2 separate regions of the Homo sapiens genome follow, and region 1 is linked to region 2. A link is an interaction called in ENCODE POLR2A ChIA-PET data of the cell type or tissue named here. Cell type or tissue: OCI-LY7. All regions are shown on one strand. Links, peaks and the distances in the headings refer to the core of each region. The heading gives the core; the rest is flanking DNA. Region 1 overlaps SMURF2 (SMAD specific E3 ubiquitin protein ligase 2). Region 2 has its middle 11 kb from the start of MILR1.

The links. ChIA-PET counts read pairs that join two places held together with the same protein. Peaks named below come from ENCODE experiments on the same cell type or tissue, not always from the same donor. Only the 100,000 strongest peaks of a DNase experiment are listed, where the experiment ranks them.
Region 1: POLR2A ChIA-PET joins it to region 2 with 5 read pairs; 5 of 35 experiments call an interaction of 5 or more read pairs at or near these places.

The regions. Positions count from the first base shown.
Region 1 is chr17:64,590,796-64,596,178 of GRCh38, forward strand. It overlaps SMURF2 (SMAD specific E3 ubiquitin protein ligase 2), which reads right to left. Exons shown (of 19, transcript NM_022739.4): 4 at 2,645-2,778; 5 at 289-354. Among named protein-coding and RNA genes, the nearest start is that of SMURF2, 69 kb to the right of the region's middle. In OCI-LY7, for the core only: no CTCF peak of the experiment used is centred there; no DNase peak of the experiment used is centred there.
Region 2 is chr17:64,435,305-64,440,687 of GRCh38, forward strand. No RefSeq gene overlaps it. Among named protein-coding and RNA genes, the nearest start is that of MILR1, 11 kb to the right of the region's middle. In OCI-LY7, for the core only: no CTCF peak of the experiment used is centred there; a DNase peak (open chromatin) is centred at 2,837.

The DNA.
Region 1 (5,383 bases), core at 95-5,094, 160 kb after region 2:
AATAACATTTATAAAGTCTGAACTTAGTGCTCTACTATATTAGGATACTTTGAAAGAATTATATCCTGAAGGATCAACAGTTCTTCACAAAACTTTTTTTTTTTTTTACATTAAAGTTTTTTAAATTAAGTTAACCTGGATCCTGGATTCACTGTAACATTTTACCTGGCTCATTTAATTCAGGCCAACACAATGAAGCTACAGTTATTATACTTTGATTTAAAAGGTATTTTACACTTTAGGTCAGTTTGAAACCAAAATTCATGTAACTTTAAATTCCACACTTACCTACTATCTGTCCTCTAACTGTATCATTGTCATTTGGCCCGAGTTTGCATAAATCCAACCTCTGATCTATTTGAAGTCAACAAAGAAAGCAACGAAAAAATTAGCTGGTATCAGAGATTCTAACATCTATAGAGTGACAATAAATTTCCACAATCCATTAGAAATCAAACCTATCATTTAAAGAGTTCAGATTTCAAAAACCAAACACTGGTGTATTACATTGCCAACATGCAGTCACTTTCTCTCCAAAACTTTTAGACCACTTTAGTCTGAGTCTTAATAATTGTTGGTCTTAAGGAATTTATCCCTAAGCCTTGGTTTTCTCACATATGACAATATGTGAATCCTCATATTTTTTTGAGGATTAAATCAGATAATTATGCCAAACTCTCAGCATAGTGCCTGGCACATAAGTGGTCAACAAATGTTAGTTGTCATTATCATTTTTTAACTAACCATTTCAAATGACATGGACCCAAAAAAGTATTCATAAGAAGCCAAGAATAAACTGTAAAATCTGGGTTTGCATCAGTTCTGTCACTCATTCATTTAGGAGCAAATCATTTCTTCTCTCAGATGCCTCATCTGTAAAAGAGATATAACACTGACCTGGCCCTGAAAGTTACAGTAAGGAACAATGTCACCTAAAGTACGCTGGTTTTACTTTGATTACAGCACTTATAGCTGAATGCTTTTACAACTGTATGCCATCTGTCTACTTATCTGTGAATTGATAAATGGAGGAGACCATATCTTAGTCTTTGTATTTTCCACTCCAATCTGGTAGAACATTACATCAGGTAGGTGCTCAATAAATATTTGATAAATTCAATATTACTGCACATCAAAAAAGTCAAATAAATTAATACAATGAAGCAGTCACAAGAAACAGAAAAATCCATGCCCCTAAACTACAGTCCCTACTTATCCAACCAAAAATACAGACATTTTTCCCTTTGCAAAATAAATGGGTGCTACTAAGCTGGCTATACAGTGGATTCTGCAGAGCAACTAACTCCTCCTCTCCTATTCAGTCCTTCCAATGCGGCATGCTCCCTTTGCCAGCAGGCCTTTGCCCTTCCTTCTCAGAGGACAGGATTCATGCCTTTTTCTCCTTTATACAGCCAGGGTTTAGAACAGTAGCACATTAAGTCTTCAATAACTGTAAACTTATTGAACTAGGGATAATGTCAGACATTTGACCTATAAGTTTTCAGTTTGCTGAGTAATAAAACAGTTTACTTTTATATGCAATTCATTTTTTCCAATCCCAGTGTCTTTTCTCTACTGTTGGTTACCCTGTCAGCCCAGAAATACAAGAATTTCTTAGATGCCTTTAAATATCTTGGACTAAGAACTTCTAGCTCAATTTTCTGCCCTTTTCTTTTTCACAAGGTCAATATATACCTATGCTGTGGTATCATACTACATTAAAAGAGACAATCTCTTGATATATTTAATAGTCAATGCTAAATTTACTCTTTTTTGTTTATTAATTTCCTTAGATCTTATGTGAGTTTGTTTAGCATATGCATCTGGGCTAAAATCCCATGACGATGACTAACGGTATTTTTTACATTATATAAAAAAGAATTCTATAGAAACAAACACACAAAAAAAACCTGTTGAAAAAGGAATTCCCATTTATGTTCCAATGGAAAGACCCATCCAAAAGACTCACCTGGTTATGCTAAGTCAACTTATAAATCCATTATGAAAACCACTTCTAATGTCCTGATCTTGGTCTAATCTTCTAAATCCTCAGGCTGATGATAAACTCAGCTACAGTTAAGTAGTTAATACAGCTGTTGTACACTCAAAATAACGTTTAATCTTTAACTTTTAATTTTGTCACAGCAGTTTTATGTATTATACCATTCTTACCCCTTCGTAATTGCCCTTTAACTGCCAGCTTAAATACTCCAATCACCTAAATAAAAGCATTTCATCCACAAATCCACCAAAACCAGAAAAGGATACTAAGAAATTTTAAAAGGCATATACATCCTGATACCTTTATTTTTGCCATTCTGGATATCAATCATTTCTTAATACTTTTAAATTAGCTGGAAATGAAGCATCAGCCCTGATTTGGCTGTAAGTTTCACATATTTAAAATGTTTCTTTTTTTTTTAAGTCTACAAAATAAATTTAGATCAGGAATTTTTACCAATGTTTCAGACATGCACAAGAAGTTGTGTTTGAAGCCCTACCAACATACTCAAATATATATATTATTTTTAAATATATATTTGAGGATACATATATAGTGCATGTATATATGTATATGCACAAATACATATACACACACACACATATATGTTTTTTAATTGGAAAAGCACTCGTATCTACTCACAACCAGTGTCTTTGAGGCGGTTGATGGCATTGGAAAGAAGACGAACACAACCGAGAAATCCAGCACCTTGTTTCTTATGGATCTTCTTGTGATTCCATACACTGATCGTAACTGAATCAGACTTTCCAATATACCTAAAAAACAAAACGGCTGCATGAGTAACTTGGTAGTTACAGGCAGTTGGCGTAAAATTTTTCTTTTGTTCTTTTTATATTCTAAAGTTACTAATATGCTTCAGAATCTGGCTAGATTATGCAAAATATGTCTTGAGTTAATCCACAGGATTGAATTTAAATTTTTAAAAATCTTGAAAATTTTAGTATATTTTTATCACATCTGCCACTCTCAAGCTGGGCTATAATTCTAGTCAGTAAAAAGGCTATTTTAGTAGCTAATGTCTAATAACACTAAGGGAGTTTATTAAATAACTTCTTTGCAAGAAAAAGAATCTTAAAAACTTTTATCACAGTCACATTTTAAATACATGTCGATGACATGACCTACTTTTCAAGGGATAGTGTCAAGGCTGACAGACCAAAAATCTGACCTACCTGTTATATTTTAAAATGCTGTAGAACAAAAGCTGTTTGTAACGCTTTTCCCCTGCTTCTTTCCTGTATGCAGGCCTTGAGCGAGCAGGACTCTTGCAGATTTCACTTCACTGCCTGCAGACAAGCAGAGCAGGGAAAAGCGTTACTGTACTTGTCTGTGCATATGCCTGTAAGTATGTAAAAGCTCTACCACAGCCAATTGTTAACATGGCATCAACCCATGCAAAAAGATAATAAAATAACATGTCAGTAGAATCCTAGCTCTATTTCAATGACAATAAGAGGTCAAATTTTTGGTCCAGCAACCTTGATCTTAAAGTATCATTCAATAAATTACAATATCAGAAAAATTCACCTAGTATACAGAAAAGCCTAAACCATTTAAGTAAGGACTAAAGCTTTTAAATAAGTGACATGGAAGGTACACTTGAGCCCCGGGATCCAGCTGTGCCTAAAAAATGCCCACCCCAGGCTTTTAATTATGCAAATCAGTACATTCCCTTTTAAAAAATTAAGCCAATTTGAATTTGGTCTCTGTTGCTTGCAAATGAAAAAATCTGAATTAAAATATTGTTCAGTATGCATGTACCAATTTTCGAATACACCTACCAGTTCTATCTTGGCATGTATCTACTGGCATGTAATTCCAGAGCCAGAATCAAGTATTAAGTAGCTGAATTACCCAAGCTGAACATTTTTTAAAAAGTTACATTAGGCCGGGCGCGGTGGCTCACGCCTGTAATTCTAGCACTTTAGGAGGCCGAGGCAGGCAGATCACCAGAGGACAGGAGTTCGAGACCAGCCTGACCAACATGGAGAAACCCTGTCTCTACTAAAAATACAAAAAAACTTAGCCAGGCACGGTGGCATGCACCTGCAATCCCAGCTACTTGGGAGGCTGAGGCAGGAGAATCACTTGAACCCGGGAGGCGGAGGTTGTGGTGAGCCTAGATTGCGTCACTGCACTCCAGCCTGGGCAACAAGAGCAAAACTCCGTCTCAAAAAAAGAAAAAAAAAAGTTACGTTAAACCAGTTGTCCAACTAGTAAGCCTGGTTTACAGGTATGCTGAAATACATATATTGATTACCTCAGTCCTCAGGGCAACGCACCACTGGCTTAAGCAACTTCATCTGTGTAGTCCAATGTGCCATATTTTTTATGTGTACCATGATATGAAAAGGTTGGGAAGCTCTACATTAAATCATAATAAGAAATTGCTAATTATAGACCTTCTGGAAGATAGCCTAACTCTGAATTACTAAAAATTATGAAATATATTGTATTACTTAAGCGTACATGTCACAAACATTCTGTCCAAATATTCCTGGGCCAGAAATGAATCCAAAATATTACCTTTTCTTATACATAGAGAAGTACATGCTCTCACTTTAATGAAACCTCATGTAATATAACATACATGGCAACAAAAACAGTAAATTCCTTTTGCAATTGAAAGTTAAATAGAGGGCTCTATTAGCTTCTATTAAAACTTTGACTTACTAACAAATACATGATTTATAAACAAGTTTCAGGATGTTTTGTTGAAAGGGAGAGAGGGACACCTCTATAGGTGAATACAATGTTACCATATAGACCAAAATATGTACTCAGGATTTTGGGCTAAAATTTAATTATTAGATTTTGTTTGTATACTTAGCCAATTAAAGGCAAGGGTTTTGTAAAATGACTTTGGAAACAATCATAAGAGATGCTTCTGACAGCCAATTAATATTAATTGTAAGATAAAACCTAATAAGTACAAGAAAGATGTTCAACATCATTAGTCATGATGCACCTCAAAACCATGACCAGATACAACTTCATACCCACTAGGGTGGCCACAATTTTTTTTAAAAGAAAATAACAGTGACAGAGGAATAAAGAAACTTCCAGTGGAAAACAACAGTCATGAAAGATCAAAATCAGGATGCCATCAGCAATACTCTAAACCTACAATTTCCAAAATGGTACCCACCAACCACGAGACCCTTGAGGACTTCAAGTGTGGCTAGTCCAAATTGAGGCAAGCTGCAAAATAAACCACTGATTTTTTTTTTTCTTAACATAAAATGAGAAAACCGCTGATTTTTTAGAGACATAGTAAATATGTATATATACATATATGTGTAAGTAGCTCAATATTTTTATACTGACATGTTGAAAGTATTTTTGATATACTGAATTAAA
Region 2 (5,383 bases), core at 66-5,065:
CTGGGTTCAAGTGACTCTCCTGCCTCAGCTTCCTGAGTAGCTGGGATTACAAGCATGCACCACCACGCCCAGCTAATTTTGTATTTTTAGTAGAGACAGGGTTTCTCCATGTTGGTCAGGCTGGTCTTGAACTCCTGACCTAAGGTGATCTGCCTGCCTCAGCCTCCCAAAGTGCTGGGATTACAGGCATGAGCCACCGTGCCTGGCAATCAAAGCCAAATTTAAAAGAAGCCTATATAGCAAATAATTATTCTTGCTGCACATTATGCCGATAATATGCCAAGTATCATAAGATTAAAGCCTGTTTTGCAAACAAATCAGTCCTATCATGATTTGTTTTAATTTAATAAAAATGGAAGATGAGAGAGAGAAAAAATTGTGTATCAAAAACTATGGTATACCTTGATATGGTTTGGCTGTGTCCCCACCCAAATCTCATCTTGAATTCCCACACATTGTGGGAGGGACCTGGTGAGAGGGAATTGAATCATGGGGGCAGGCCTTTCCCATGCTGTTCTCATGATAGTGAATAAGTCTCATGAAAGCTGATAGTTTTATAAGGGGGAGTTTCCCTGCACAAGCTCTCTCTTTGCCTGCTGCCATTCATGTAAGACGTGACTTGCAGCTCCTTGCCTTCCATCATGATTGTGAGGCCTTTCCAGCCATGTGGAACTGTAAGTCCATTAAAACTCTCTTTCTTTTGTAAATTGTCCAGTCTTGGCTATGTCCTTATCAGCAGTGTGAAAACGGACTAATACATATCTGTTATTAGAGTCTGGTCTCATCCATTGTTTTTGAGTTTTTTCTGCTTTTTAAATTTTATTTTTTGGACAGAATCTCACTTTGTCACCCAGGCTGGAGTGCAGCGACATGATCTCGGCTCACTGCAACCTCCACCTCCTGGGTTCAAGTGATTCTCATGCCTTGACCTCCCGAGTAGCTGGGATTACAGACACCCACCACCACACCCAGGTAATTTTTGTATTTTTAGTACAGATGGGGTTTCGCCATGTTGGCTACTCTGGTCTTGAACTCCTGGCCTCAAGTGATCCACCTTCCTCAGCCTCCCAAAGTGTTAGAATTACAGGCGTGAGCCATCACACCTGAACTTTTCTGCTATTTAGACTGACCCTGATTATTTTTGTGAACCAATGAGTGATCTCTGTCTGCTGCTCAGCAGAAACAGGAGGAATGGGCAATGTAAAAATTTGCATCAGGTTTATAATTCTGGGCATGCATTGGGATTGGCTAGCAACTCCATATCAGCTTGGTTCCAACAATTGCCCAGTTCATGGAAAGCCTTCCTATTTAGTTTACTTGGAATTATTTTATCTATTTTGTTTTACTATTATGGAATATATGGCTGTTGTACTCTTTGTGTAGGAATGCAGGATAAACTTACTCAACATTTTCTTTTTTTTTTTTTTTAAGATGGAGTTTTGCTCTTGTTGCTCAGGCTGGAGTGCAATGGTACAATCTTGGCTCACCACAACCTCCGCCTCCCATGTTCAAGCGATTCTCCTGCCTCAGTCTCTCGAGCAGCTGGGATTACAGACATGAGCCACCACACCTGGCTAATTTTGTATTTTCAGTAGAGACAGGGTTTCTCTATGTTGGTCAGGCTGGTCTTGAACTCCTGACCTCAGGTGATCTGCCTGCCTTGGCCTCCCAAAGCACTGGGATTACAGGCATGAGCCACTGTGCCTGGCCAACATTTTCTTAAATTGAATACTTATTAATCTTCCAGATACCACCTTTTTGTCAGAACTCAGAGTTATGAATGGCCCTCACCATACTAATGCTTTCTGACTGAGCTCCTCTCTACCCTGAATAAAAGAGACCCTAATAATTAGGCAGGAATATCACCACCCCTATTCAGCCCAAAGAAGTTACTGATGATGGATCCTCCTCCCTCTACAACACTTAGTCCTCTTGTAAAAGGGAGGAAGAAATGTGTCAGAGGTGTTGGAACAAGAGTGACTCCATCTTGAACAGGGGCTAGGTAAAATAAGGCTGAGACCTGCTGGGCTGCATTCTCAGGAGGTTGTGGATTCTTAGTCACAGGATGGGATAGGAGGTTGGCACAAGATACAGGTCATAAAGAACCCACTGATAAAACAGCATGCAGTAAAGAAACCAGCCCAAACCCATTAAATCCAAGATGGCAACAAAAGTGACCTCTGGCCATCCTCACTGCTCATTATGCTAATATAATGCATTAGCATGCTAAAAGACACTCCTCCCACCAGCACTATGACAGTATACAAATGCCATGGCAACGTCTAGAAGTTACCCTATGTGGTCTAAAATGGGGAGGAAACATTAGTTTGCTGGGGTCTGGATCAGAACCCCTTTCTGGAAACACTGTAGATAACATCACTATTGTAAAACCTACAATTGGTGTTTTGGAGATCTTTCAGACTGACCCCACCTGGACCCATGACTCATGAGTCAGCTGATCCTGTGGCTCCATGCAGAGGTGGACTCAACTGATGAAGACTGTTTTCCACACCCCTATGATTTCATCCTCAACCAATCAGTAACACCCATTCCCAAGCCCCCTGCTCACCAAATTTTCCACAAAACCCTTAACATCATAGCCTTTAGGGACAACTGCTTTCACAGGCTGGCATTGAGTGCCTGCAGTTTTTCCAGGCACATAGTGCAAGTTGTCAGTGGATCTACCGTTCTGGGATCTGGAGGATGGTAGCCCTCTTCTCACAGCTCAACTAGGCAATGCTCCAGTGGGGACTCTGTGTAGGGAGCTCCAACCCCACATTTCCCCTCTGCATTGCCCTAATAGAGGCCCATGAGGGCTCCACCCCTGCAGCAGACTTCTGCCTGGATATCCAAGCATTTCCATACATCCTCTGAAATCTAGGCGGAGCTCAACTGTTGTCTTCTGTGCACGTACAGGCCCAATACCACATGGAAGCTGCCAAGACTTGGGGCTTGCACCCTCTGAAGCAACAGCCTGGACTGTACCTTGGTCCCTATTAGCCATGGCTGGAGCTGGAGCAGCTGGGACGTGTGGCACCATGTCCTGAGGCTGCACAGAGCAGAAGGGCCCTGGGCCTGGCCTGGAAAATCATTTTTCCCTCCTAGGCCTCCAGGCCTGTGATGAGAGGGGCTGCCATGAAGATTTCTGAAATGCCCTGGAGATATTTGCGCCATTGTCTTGGCTATTAACATTCAGCTTCTCTTTACTTATGCAAATTTATGCAGCCCAGGGGCTTGAATTTCTCCCCAGCAAATGGGTTTTTCTTTTCTACCACATGGTCAGGCTGCAAACTTTCCAAACTTTTTTTTTTTTGAGATGGAGTTTCATTCTGTTGCCCAGGCTGGAGTGCAGTGGTGCAATCTCAGCTCACTGCAACCTCCTCTTTCCAGGTTCAAGCAATTCTCCTGCTTCAGCCTCCTGAGTAACTGGGACTACAGGTGCGCACCACTGCGCCCAGCTAATTTTTGTATTTTTTTTTTTTTCAGAGGCAGGGTTTCACCTTGTTGGCCAGGCTGGTCTCGAACTCCTGACCTCGTGATCTGCCCACTTCAGCCTTCCAAAGTGCTGGGATTACAGGCATGAACCTCTGCACCTGGCCCCAACTTTCCAAACTTTTATACTCTGCTTCCCTTTTAAATATAAATTCCAATTTCAGATTATCCCTTTGTAAATGCATGTGACTGTATGCCATTAGGAGTAGCCAGCCCACCTCTTGAACACTTTGCTGCTTAGCAATTTCTTACGCCAGATACCCTAAATCATATTTGTCAAGGTCAAAATTCCACACATCCTTAGGGCAGGAGTAAAATACCACAAGTCTCTTTGCTAAAGCATAGCGAGAGTGACCTTTACTCCAGTTCCCAATAAGTTCCTTATCTCCATCTGAGACCATCTCAGAGTGGATTTCATTGTCCATATCACTATCAACATTTTGGTCAAAACCATTCAACAAGTCTCTAGGAAGTTCCAAACTTTCCCACATCTTCCTGTCTTCTTCTTGGGTTTGTTTTTGTTTTTTGAGACAGAGTCTCACTCTGTTGCCCAGGCGGGAGTGCAGTGGCATGATCTCAGCATACTGCAACCTCTGCCTCCCAAGTTCAAGCAATTTTTATGCCTCAACCTCCTGAGTAGCTGGGATTACAGGCATGCACCTCCATGGCCAGATATTTTTTTAATTTCTAGTAGAGACATGGTTTCACCATGTTGGCCAGGCTGGTCTTGAACTCCTGAGCTCAAGCAGTTCTCACACCTTGGCCTCCCAAAGTGCTGGGATTGCAGGCATGAGCCACCATGTCCAACCATCTTCTTGTCTTCTTCTGAGCCCTCCAAATTTTTCCAACCTCTGCCCATTACCCAGTTCCAAAGTCACTTCCATATTTTCAGGTATCTTTATAGCAGTACCCTACTCCTGGTACCAATTTTCTGTATTAGCCAGATTTAACACTGCTATAAACACCTACTTGAGGCTGGCCATGGTGGCTCATGCCTGTAATCCCAGCACTGTGGGAGGCTGAGGTGGGCGGATCATGAGGTCAGGAGTTCAAGACCAGCCTGGCCAACATAGTGAAACCCCATCTCTACTAAAAACACAAAAATTAGCTGGGCATAGTGGTGGGTGGCTGTAGTTCCAGCTACTCGGGAGGCTGAGGCAGGAGAATCACTTGAACTCAGAAGATGGAGGTTGCAGTGAGCCAAGATTGCACCCCTGCACTCCAGCTTGGGCAACAGAGTGAGACTTCGTCTCAAAAAAAAAAAAAAAAAACAGAAAGGACTACTTGAGACTGGGTAATTTATGAAGAAAGAGGTTTAATTGAGTCACAGTTTTGCATGGCTGGGGAAGCCTCAGGAAACTTATGATTGTGCCAGAAGACAAAGGGGAAGCAAGCACCTTCTTCACAAGGCGGCAGGAGAGAGAGAGGCAGGGGGAACTGCCACACTGCCACACACTTTTAAACCATTGGATCTCATGAGAACTCACTATCACAAGAAAAGCATGGGGGAACCACCCCCATGATCAAATCACCTCCCACCAGATCCCTCCTTCAACACTTGGGGATTACAATTCGAGATGAGATTTAGGCAGGGACACAGAGCGAAATCATATCATTGGGTATATAAAATTTTCAAACAGCATCATCATTTGAGCTAAAACATTTTTTTTTTTTTTTTTTTTTTTGAGACGGAGTCTTGCTCTGTCGCCCAGGCTGGAGTGCAGTGGCGCAATCTTGGCTCACTGCAACCTCCGCCTCCCAGGTTCACGCCGTTCTCCTGCCTCAGCCTCCCGAGTAGCTGGGACTACAGGCGCCTGCCACCATGCCCAGCTAATTTTTTTGTATTTTTAGTAGAGACAGGGTTTCACCATGTTAGCCAGGATGGTCTCGA